Linked DNA regions of Homo sapiens: region 2 is linked to region 1. The links are chromatin contacts, found by Hi-C or POLR2A ChIA-PET in ENCODE. All regions are on one chromosome and are shown on one strand. Each heading gives the region's core, a stretch centred on a gene start or an enhancer-like site at or near the end of the contact. The rest is flanking DNA. Distances are from core to core; before and after follow the strand shown. Region 1 has its middle 34 kb from the start of HELZ. Region 2 overlaps PSMD12 (proteasome 26S subunit, non-ATPase 12).

The links. A loop is a pair of places that touch in the nucleus more often than their neighbours do. ChIA-PET counts read pairs that join two places held with the same protein, here RNA polymerase II (POLR2A). Pooled maps may share reads with other maps.
Region 2: a map of PC-9 shows a loop between it and region 1 (2.9-fold over the local background). The contact joins two enhancer-like sites. A Hi-C loop is called at or near these places in 4 of 168 maps with a recorded cell type or tissue (HepG2, PC-3, PC-9 and 1 more) and 1 of 50 pooled maps. POLR2A ChIA-PET finds 5 or more read pairs at or near these places in 10 of 52 experiments (AG04450, CD4-positive, alpha-beta T cell, Caco-2 and 7 more).

Annotation. Positions count from the first base shown.
Region 1 is chr17:67,277,276-67,281,903 of GRCh38, reverse strand. No RefSeq gene overlaps it. Among named protein-coding and RNA genes, the nearest start is that of HELZ, 34 kb to the right of the region's middle. Within about 2 kb of position 1,428, at least 7 of the 41 ENCODE cell types and tissues checked have a DNase peak (open chromatin) inside an H3K27ac peak, as active enhancers do; they include PC-9, where a contact is called at or near this core.
Region 2 is chr17:67,337,468-67,341,543 of GRCh38, reverse strand. PSMD12 (proteasome 26S subunit, non-ATPase 12) reads left to right here. Exons shown (of 11, transcript NM_002816.5): 11 at 492-3,628. The coding sequence ends at 701. Among named protein-coding and RNA genes, the nearest start is that of PSMD12, 27 kb to the left of the region's middle. Within about 2 kb of position 2,048, at least 2 of the 41 ENCODE cell types and tissues checked have a DNase peak (open chromatin) inside an H3K27ac peak, as active enhancers do; they include PC-9, where a contact is called at or near this core.

The DNA.
Region 1 (4,628 bases), core at 179-2,678:
TGTCAGTTGAGGTAGGATGCTTTGTCATGCAACTGTGAGCAAGGAACATGGGCAGGCTCACGTGCTAAGCACGGGGCAAAACAGATTCGTTTATAAGAAACAGGATGAACGCTGTGTTAATAGAAGGAATATGAATCTCCTATGCAGTCCAGACAGGAGAGGGTTTTGGGAGAAAATTAATCAAGGCAACATATGTTTGATTTTTTTTTTTGAGATGGAGTTTCACTCTTGTTGCCCAGGCTAGAGTGCAATGGTGCGATCTTAGCTCACCGCAACCTCTGCCTCCCGGGTTCAAGGGATTCTCTTGCCTCAGCTTCCCGAGTAGCTGGGATTACAGGCATGTGCCACCACGCCCCGCTAATTTTGTATTTTTAGTAGAGACGGAGTTTCTCCATGTTGGTCAGGCACGTCTCAAACTCCCAACCTCAGGTAATCCACCTGCTTCGGCCTCCTAAAAAGTACTGGGATTACAGGCGTGAGCCACCTTGCCCAGCCACATATGTTTGATTTTAAATACCCTAGGACAAACCAGCTGCAACTCGAAGTTGAGCCTCTCCCTACCCTAAGACATCCCCCACATTGTTGAAACCAGAGCTTACTCTCATCTCCCTGGGGAAGCCAGGAAGGCTGGAGCTCCAGGAACCTAGTTGACTGCTTTGCAGGAGCAGCAGTGACTGGGCCATCAACATGCTTTTGACACCAGAGGCTTGTGAAATTTGCAAGACACAGACAGGGAGAAGGATGGGAATTGGAGCTTGATCATTTTTGTAGGGAAAGGTGACCAATGGGGAAGAAAGAGGAGGAAAGGAATCCAAAGTAGAAGGCGGCTTAAAGGCAAGTCAGAATGGACTTCTTATTTGCCAGAAAATCCACTGCATGACACAATACTCTAGATACTTTCTAAATAATCAAAAGAAAAAAAATCAAATTGTATTCAGAATTCTAATGGACTTTTACACCTAGCAAATGTCTGGGTTTTTGTTGGTTTGTGTTTGAGGTGTAAGGAAGGAGTGATATCTCGAATATAATCTTGGATTCTATCACTAGCATTTAAATTCAGTGGGTCAGTACAAACCCAAGAAATGCCCTAAAGAATAGGACTTTGCAGAATACATAGGAGAGCTGCCCAAATGGCTAATTTAGGTTTTCCAACAGGGCTATTCCTCTTGGAGGTAGACACTGGACACTGGATGCTCTTAATTTCTTTTCCAAAAGTGAAAAAAAAATGTTATATTGGTGGTGAAAGCCCTTCCTCACCTCTGAGAGACGAGTAATGCAAACTATGGGACTGATGAGGTCAGGGTACCGGGTATGAGGCTCTGGTTTCAGCAAGGCAGCAGCTGGAAAAACTGTCCAACCTCTTCTCCTTGGCAAATAGGGCCTTGGATTCTAGCCCAGGCCAGGAGCTTGGGAGTCAGGTCTGGGCTTGAAAGAGGACATGATCGGTCAGCAGTTATGAGGCAATGGAAAATACCGAAATTGATTCTCCAGTGAGGGTGGGTTAGGCCTGTGCTCTGGGTCATGGTGCAAAGGCGAACTGGTATTGAGTCTCGGGAAAGGGCAAACAAAGAAGGAAGGAAAGCTTTGAAACATCAAGTCCAAAGCCAGGATTTGAAAGGGTGGGTTGGCAGTCCTGAATTGGCAAGAAGAGGGGAGGCCTGACGATCCCCAGAGGAAAATTTACATAGGCAAGAACTTTTATGGAGTGGAATGGATAGGACTGTTGAGAAGTCCTCATCATCATAGGACTGAAGAAGGGAGGACCTCCTGTGGGCCTTGGAAAACCATAATGAATGCCAAACAGAAAAGATGAATCTTCTGAGATACTTTCCAGGGAAAAGGGGGAGGGCAATGTCTATTTGCTATATATATATATATATTTTTTTTTTTTTTTTTGAGACGGAGTCTTGCTCTGTCACCCAGGCTGGAGTGCAATGGCACGATCTCAGCTCACTGCAACCTCTCCCTCCCGGGTTTAAGCGATTCTCCTGCCTTAGCTTCCTGAGTAGCTGGGATTGCAGGCGCCCACCACCATGCCCGGCTAATTTTTGTATTTTTTAGTAGAGACAGGGTTTCACCATATTGGCCAGGCTGGTCTTGAACTCCTGACCTCAAATGATCCGCCCGCCTTGGCCTCCCAAAGTGTTGCGATTACAGGCATGAACCACTGCACCTAGCCTGGCAATGTCTATTTGCATTCAGAGACACCCCCGCGCCCCTGCACCCCCTCCTCCCCACTCAGCATCCTCCCACCCTCCGGACCTTCCCAGGCAGGGCTTGTGCTCTTCAGTTCCATTTAGTGTCTGCAGCTGTTCTCTGCGCAGTTGTTACCGGTGATAAAAGAAAAACTTCAGCCGAATTAAATTTAATGGCGTTTAATTAAGCAATGACAATTTGCAAATTGGGTAGCCCCCAGAATCACAGCAGATTCAGAGATTCCAGCGTAGCCACGTGGTGGAAGAAGGTTTATAGACAAAAAATGGGAAATGACGTACAGAATTTGGAAGTAAGGTAAAGAACAGCTGGATTGGTTACACCTCGTTGTTTCCCTTATTTGAACAGACTTTGAACACTCAGCAGTGTATGAATGGCTGAAGTATGGCCACAGGCATTGGCCAAGACCTAGCTATTGTTACAGGTGCATACTTCTAGGTTAGGTTTTCAATATTGTCTACCTATTAAGCTAGGTTTTGGTTCACCCACAAGGATTCAAATATAGAAATACGGAGTCCTTCTCAGGCCATATTTAGTTTGCTTTAACACCGGAAAGGGGTCCCAATCGAGACCTCAAGAGAGGGTTCTTGGATCTTGCACAAGAAAAAATTAGAGGCGAATCCATAAAGTGAAAGCAAGTTTATTAAGAAAGTAAAAGAATAAAGAACGGCTACTCCATAGGCAGAGCAGCAGCTTGGGCTGCTGGACTAAGGATACTTATAGTTATTTCTTGATTATATGGTAAACAAGGGGTGGATTATTCATGAGTTTTCTGGGAAAGGGGTGGGCAAGTCTCGGAATCAAGGGTTCTTCCCTCTTTTAGACCATGTAGGGTAGCCTCCTGACATTCCCATGGCATTTGTAAATTGTCATGCTGCCGCTGGGAGTGTCTTTTAGCATGCCAATGAATTATAATTAGCGTATCATGAGCAGCGAGGACGACCAGAGGTCGCTCTCGTCGCCATCTTGGTTATGGTGGGATTTGGCCAGCTTCTTTACCGCAACCTGTTCTATCAGCAAGGTCTTTGTGATCCGTATCTTGTGCAGACCTCCCATCTCATCCTGTGACTTAGAATGCCTAACCTCCTGGGAATGCAGCCCTGTAGGTCTCAGCCTCTTTTTACCCAGCCCCTATTCAAGATGGAGTCGCTCTGGTTTAAACGCCTCTGACACACTGAGTAACTGGGCAGGTTTTTGTGGCTGGGTGTTCCTTGCTACTTATGATCCAGGAAGTGGAGGTTGCTTATACCCGCAAGGGATCTGGGACAAAGGAGCTATCCTCTGCCTGCTCTGGATAATCCCTTTGCTGTTTTTGCTTTTTTTTTTTTTTTTTTTTTTTTTTGAGACCAGGTCTCCCTCTGTCACCCAGGCTGGAGTACATTGGCACGATCTCAGGCTCAATGCAACCTCCCAGGCATAAACCATCCTCCCACCTCAGCCTCCTAAGCAGCTGGGACTACAGGAGTGCACCACCATGCCCGGCTAGCTTTTGTATTTATTTTGTAGAGAAAGAGTTTCACCATGTTGCCCAGGCTGGTCTCGAATTCCTGGGCTCAAGCAATCCTCCCACCTCGACCTTCCAAAGTGCTGGGATTACAGGCGTGAGCCACCGTGCCTGGTTCCTGGATGATTTTTTTGCTGGCCTTTCTCTAAACCAAATACACACTGAATGCTAACTAGTGTGTAAAAGCAGCTCTTTCGGCCGGGCGCGGTGGCTCACGCCTGTAATCCCAGCACTTTGGGAGGCCGAGGCGGGCGGATCATGAGGTCAGGAGATTGAGACCATCCTGGCTAACACAGTGAAACCCGGTCTCTACTAAAAATAGAAAAAATTAGCTGGGCATGGTGGCGGGTGCCTGTAGTCCCAGCTACTCGGGAGGCTGAGGTGGGAGAATGGCGTGAACCCGAGAGGCGGAGCTTGCAGTGAGCCGAGATGGCGCCACTGCACTCCAGCCTGGGCGACAGAGCGAGACTCCGTCTCAAAAAAAAAAAAAAAAAAAAAGCAGCTCTTTCCTAAAGAGTTTAAGATCTCATGCAAAGCCACACCAAATGTGAAGGGGATGGTGATTAGGGCCATATCCTTGTCTGCTCAGTCATTTTCAACTGGATCGTGCCCATTACCCTCCTTTTAACCAAACATTTTGTAATACTCTCTCTGTTCTCCTGAAATGAAATTCATGGGAGCGGGGAGGTTGAGGGGGGAGGGAGAGCATCAGGAAGAACAGTTAATGGATGCTGGGCTTAATACCCAGACGATGGGATGATCTGTGCAGCAAACCAGCGTAGCACATGTTTACCTATGTAACAAACCTAAACATCCTGCACATGCACCCCAGAACTTAAAAGTTGAAGATAAAAAAAGAAATTAATATAGAAAATAACCCACTTATGCACATAATTCCAAAAATGAAACT
Region 2 (4,076 bases), core at 799-3,298, 59 kb before region 1:
CTATCAGTAAAATAAGTACTTATTATAGGAAGTCAGCAGTTGCTAACTCTTTTTTTTTTTTTTTTTTTTTTTTTGAGGCAGAGTCTCACCTTGTCGCCCAGGTGGGAGTGCATTGGTGCGATCTCAGCTCACTTCAACCTCTACCTCCCAGGGTTCAGGCGATTCTCCTGCCTCAGCCTCCTGAGTAGCTGGGACTACAGGCGTGTGCCACCATGCCTGGCTAATTTTGGTATTTTTAGTAGAGATGGGGTTTCACCATGTTGCTCAGGCTGGTCTTGAACTCCTGACCTCAAGTGATTCACCCAATTCAGCCTCCCAAAGTGCTGGGATTACAGGTGTGAGCCACCACACCCAGCTGAGTGTTACTAACTCTTAAGAATGAATTCCCCTGCATATTCTTGGATGAAGAGTTCAGAAAATGCTTTTCTGAAGTTTTGTTTATTGTCTGTAATTTATCCTGTCTTAATCCAATTTATCTTTCTCTCTTGCAGGAGTCCGAAGCCTTTCTCTCAAATCTAGTAGTTAACAAGACCATCTTTGCTAAAGTAGACAGATTAGCAGGAATTATCAACTTCCAGAGACCCAAGGATCCAAATAATTTATTAAATGACTGGTCTCAGAAACTGAACTCATTAATGTCTCTGGTTAACAAAACTACGCATCTCATAGCCAAAGAGGAGATGATACATAATCTACAATAAGGGTCTTAGTGCTTTAGAAAAAAGTTAAAATTGGAAGTCATTAAAAAAAGACTGTTATAATGGTGTATATGTTGGGGTTTTTTTTCTAAGCTTCTTTGTCTTAAATTTTAAAATAGTGAATATGTTTGAGACTCCCTTTGACCTTTCAGTTCCCCAAGTTCATTGTTAACTTTGCATTTGCAATTGGTGCAAAAATACAGATTTCTGTCGTCTGAATACACAAAAAGTTGTGTCATAACTTACCCAGATATGTTTTTCTATCATTTGAAACCTTTTTAGCTACTGTTTGTTTTCATTCAACTAACAAACATATTCCAATAATAAAAGCAGTATATACATATTTCCTTTCTACAGTTACCTCTGATTCTCAACATTTTGTGGGGTAGTGATTTGGCAAGTGTTTTTTAAATAAAACAAATCTCATTGTAAAGCTATCAGTCATTTAGTAGAATAGAAAAGCAACATAGAGCATACAAGAACATTTGGGATAGAGTTGTGATTTGTGAAGAATTTGTACTTTGATATTGTGGCGGAAAGTCTAGACTGAGTGTGTATGCTGGTAAACTGTAGACTTTTTTTTTTTTTTTTTTGAGTCCGGCTGGTTCCAATCACAGTAGCTTGATTGCTTTCAGCCCTCATCCTCTCACTTGATCAGTTGTTCAACAGAATCAGCTGACATAATTGACACAGTTTATTGGGTGTTAAGTCCGCTCTATAGGGATAGTGACTACTTTTTTTTTTTTTTTTTTTTTGCTCTTCTTCCTCTCCCCTTTCTTTATATGGGTTTAAATTTAACATAAAGTTGTTTTTATAAGGCTTATTTGTGGCTTTAACTTGTAAGTCTGATTACATCATTATTGTTCCAAATTCATTATCTCTGTAGGAACTTTTAGTTCCATTATATGAACACTGGATAACCTAATTTTTTTTAATGCTTTAAAAAAATGGCAAAAAGACGTCAGGCCACCCTCATAGTAAGTGGTGTAGTATTAAAATATTTTCACGGAATTAAAAGTAGCTTGCTGTCAAAGAAACACCTGAGATGAATTGGTGTGAACGAATTTTGCAAGTTTAATTTGATTTATTTCAGAGAAAATAGAAAAAACAATGTTAGAAGGTTATTTAAAATGATACTTAAATAAAGAAAGTGTGAGGTCTACTTTAAAAAAATTCAAATGAAGAGAAAAAGAAAAACAGCATTCTAGAAATGGCATTTCTCCTAATTAATTTTCCACTTAATGGAAGATTATCAATTGTCCTATTTTATGATCCCAGGACTGAAGACAGTTGTGGGATATCTGTCATATTTATCCTGTGAGTCATTGTGAATAATGACATACAGTACTGAAGTAATCTGATTTTATTCTTTGGAAATTCAATGCATTGGTCACACTAATAACATCAACATCTGCTATCACTTATCTTTTTAAAACTAACCAAAAAAGGCCGGGTGCAGTGGATCCCAGCACTTTGGGAGGCCAAGGCGGGTGGATCATCTAAGGTCAGGATTTCGAGACTAGCCTGGCCAACATGGCAAAACCCTGTCTCTACTAAAAAAAATACAAAAATTTGCCGGGCGTGGTGGCGTGTGCCTGTAGTCCCAGTTACTTGGGAGGCTGAGGTGGGAGAATTCCTTGAAGCCAGGAGGCGGAGGTTGCAGTGAGCCAAGATCACACCATTGCACTCCAGCCTGGGTGACAGAGTGAGACTCCGTCTCAAAAAAAAAAAAACAAAACTGGAAAGTTCAGAAACAGAAGTTCACACTAACAGAGTATGGTTTTAATTTTCCTTTGAATGAAAAGGATAGAAGATAAAATTGTGTATTGTTAACATGTAAATAAAATTGGAGCTAATTTGAAACTAGCTTCTCAATAACTTCATCTTTCTAGAGACTCATTACCTGTGGGCTTGTCAAACCTGGACTATTTGGCCAAATAGGTTGCTATAGAGATTGCAAGTGTTCCTCCTCTTTATTTTTTTCATATTTTTTGAGACGGAGTTTCACTCTTGTTGCCCAGGCTGGATTGCAGTGTCACGATCTCGGCTCACTGCAACCTTTGCCTCCCATATTCAAGCAGTTCTCCTGCCTCAACCTCCCAAGTAGCTGGGATTATAGGCGCCTGCCACCACACCTAGCTAATTTTTGTGTTTTTAGTAGAGATGGTTTCATCATGTTGGCCGGGCTGGTCTCAAACTCCTGACCTCAGGTGATCCACCCGCCTTGGCTGCCCAAAGTGCTGGGATTACAGGCATGAGCCACTGCACCCAACTCCTCTTTCGTCTTTCTTTAACACACACTAGGCTCTTTGTGTATTATGATTCAGTGCTATTTGTAACTGTGTCCCAGTGACCAAATTGCACTCGACTCGATCAGCTGTTCATCCATTTCGTGTTTTTTCCTGTCAAACATTAATCCAGCAAATATATGAGGTATTTACCAATTTATTTTCTTAGTATTACAAAATAATTCATTAGCATAAAGTACAATAGTGAAATATTTGAGTTGTTCGGAACCTCAATTAATCCTGTTTTACATTTCAGACCTAAAGCTGGCAATCAGGAGAAGAAGCACTTTGTTTTAAATGTGGAGAAGATAACACTTGATTCCATTTCATTGTCATTAGTGTATTAACCAGCAGGAGAGGTGATGAGCCATTTTTCAAATGAAATACCTTTTATTTCCATATAATTTTTTTATTTTAGAGTTCAATAGCTGTTTCTATGATTATCCTCAATTTCCATATGTTACTGAATCTGAAAAACATCTTTAAAATTCAAACAGTTCCATTTTCTCTCTTGTAAGTGTTAAATGTGATAAAAGTACATATTTTAAATTGTTTTCAGCTCTTGGATATAGCAGCAATAAAAACACTAATTTGTGGGTATTTAAGAAAACCTGGAGAATAAACTCATACTTTAAAAGATCACTTCTCTTTTCAGTTCTCATTGTCTGAAACAAAAAGCCATAATTTTCATTTTTACCCCAAATCATCTCTCTCTAAACCTACTTTTTTGTTTTGTCTTTTAAGACTTTATTATATTTTTAGAGCAATTTTAGATTCACAGCAAAAGTAAGTGGAAGGTACAGAAATTTCCCATATCCTCCTTGCTCTCACACCTCCCTCATTGTCAACATCCCCCACAGAGTGGCACATTTTTTACAGCTAATGAACCTGTTTTGACACCATTATCACCCAAAGTCCGTAGTTTACGGTTCATTCTTGTACATTCTGTGTGTTTGGACAAATGTATAATGGCATGTATCCACCATTATACTACCATAATACTTCACCGCCCCACAGTTCTCTGCCAGTTCATATCTTCCTGCAAATCCCCTGACAATTGTGAGTCTACGGTTTCCATAGTTTTTCCCTT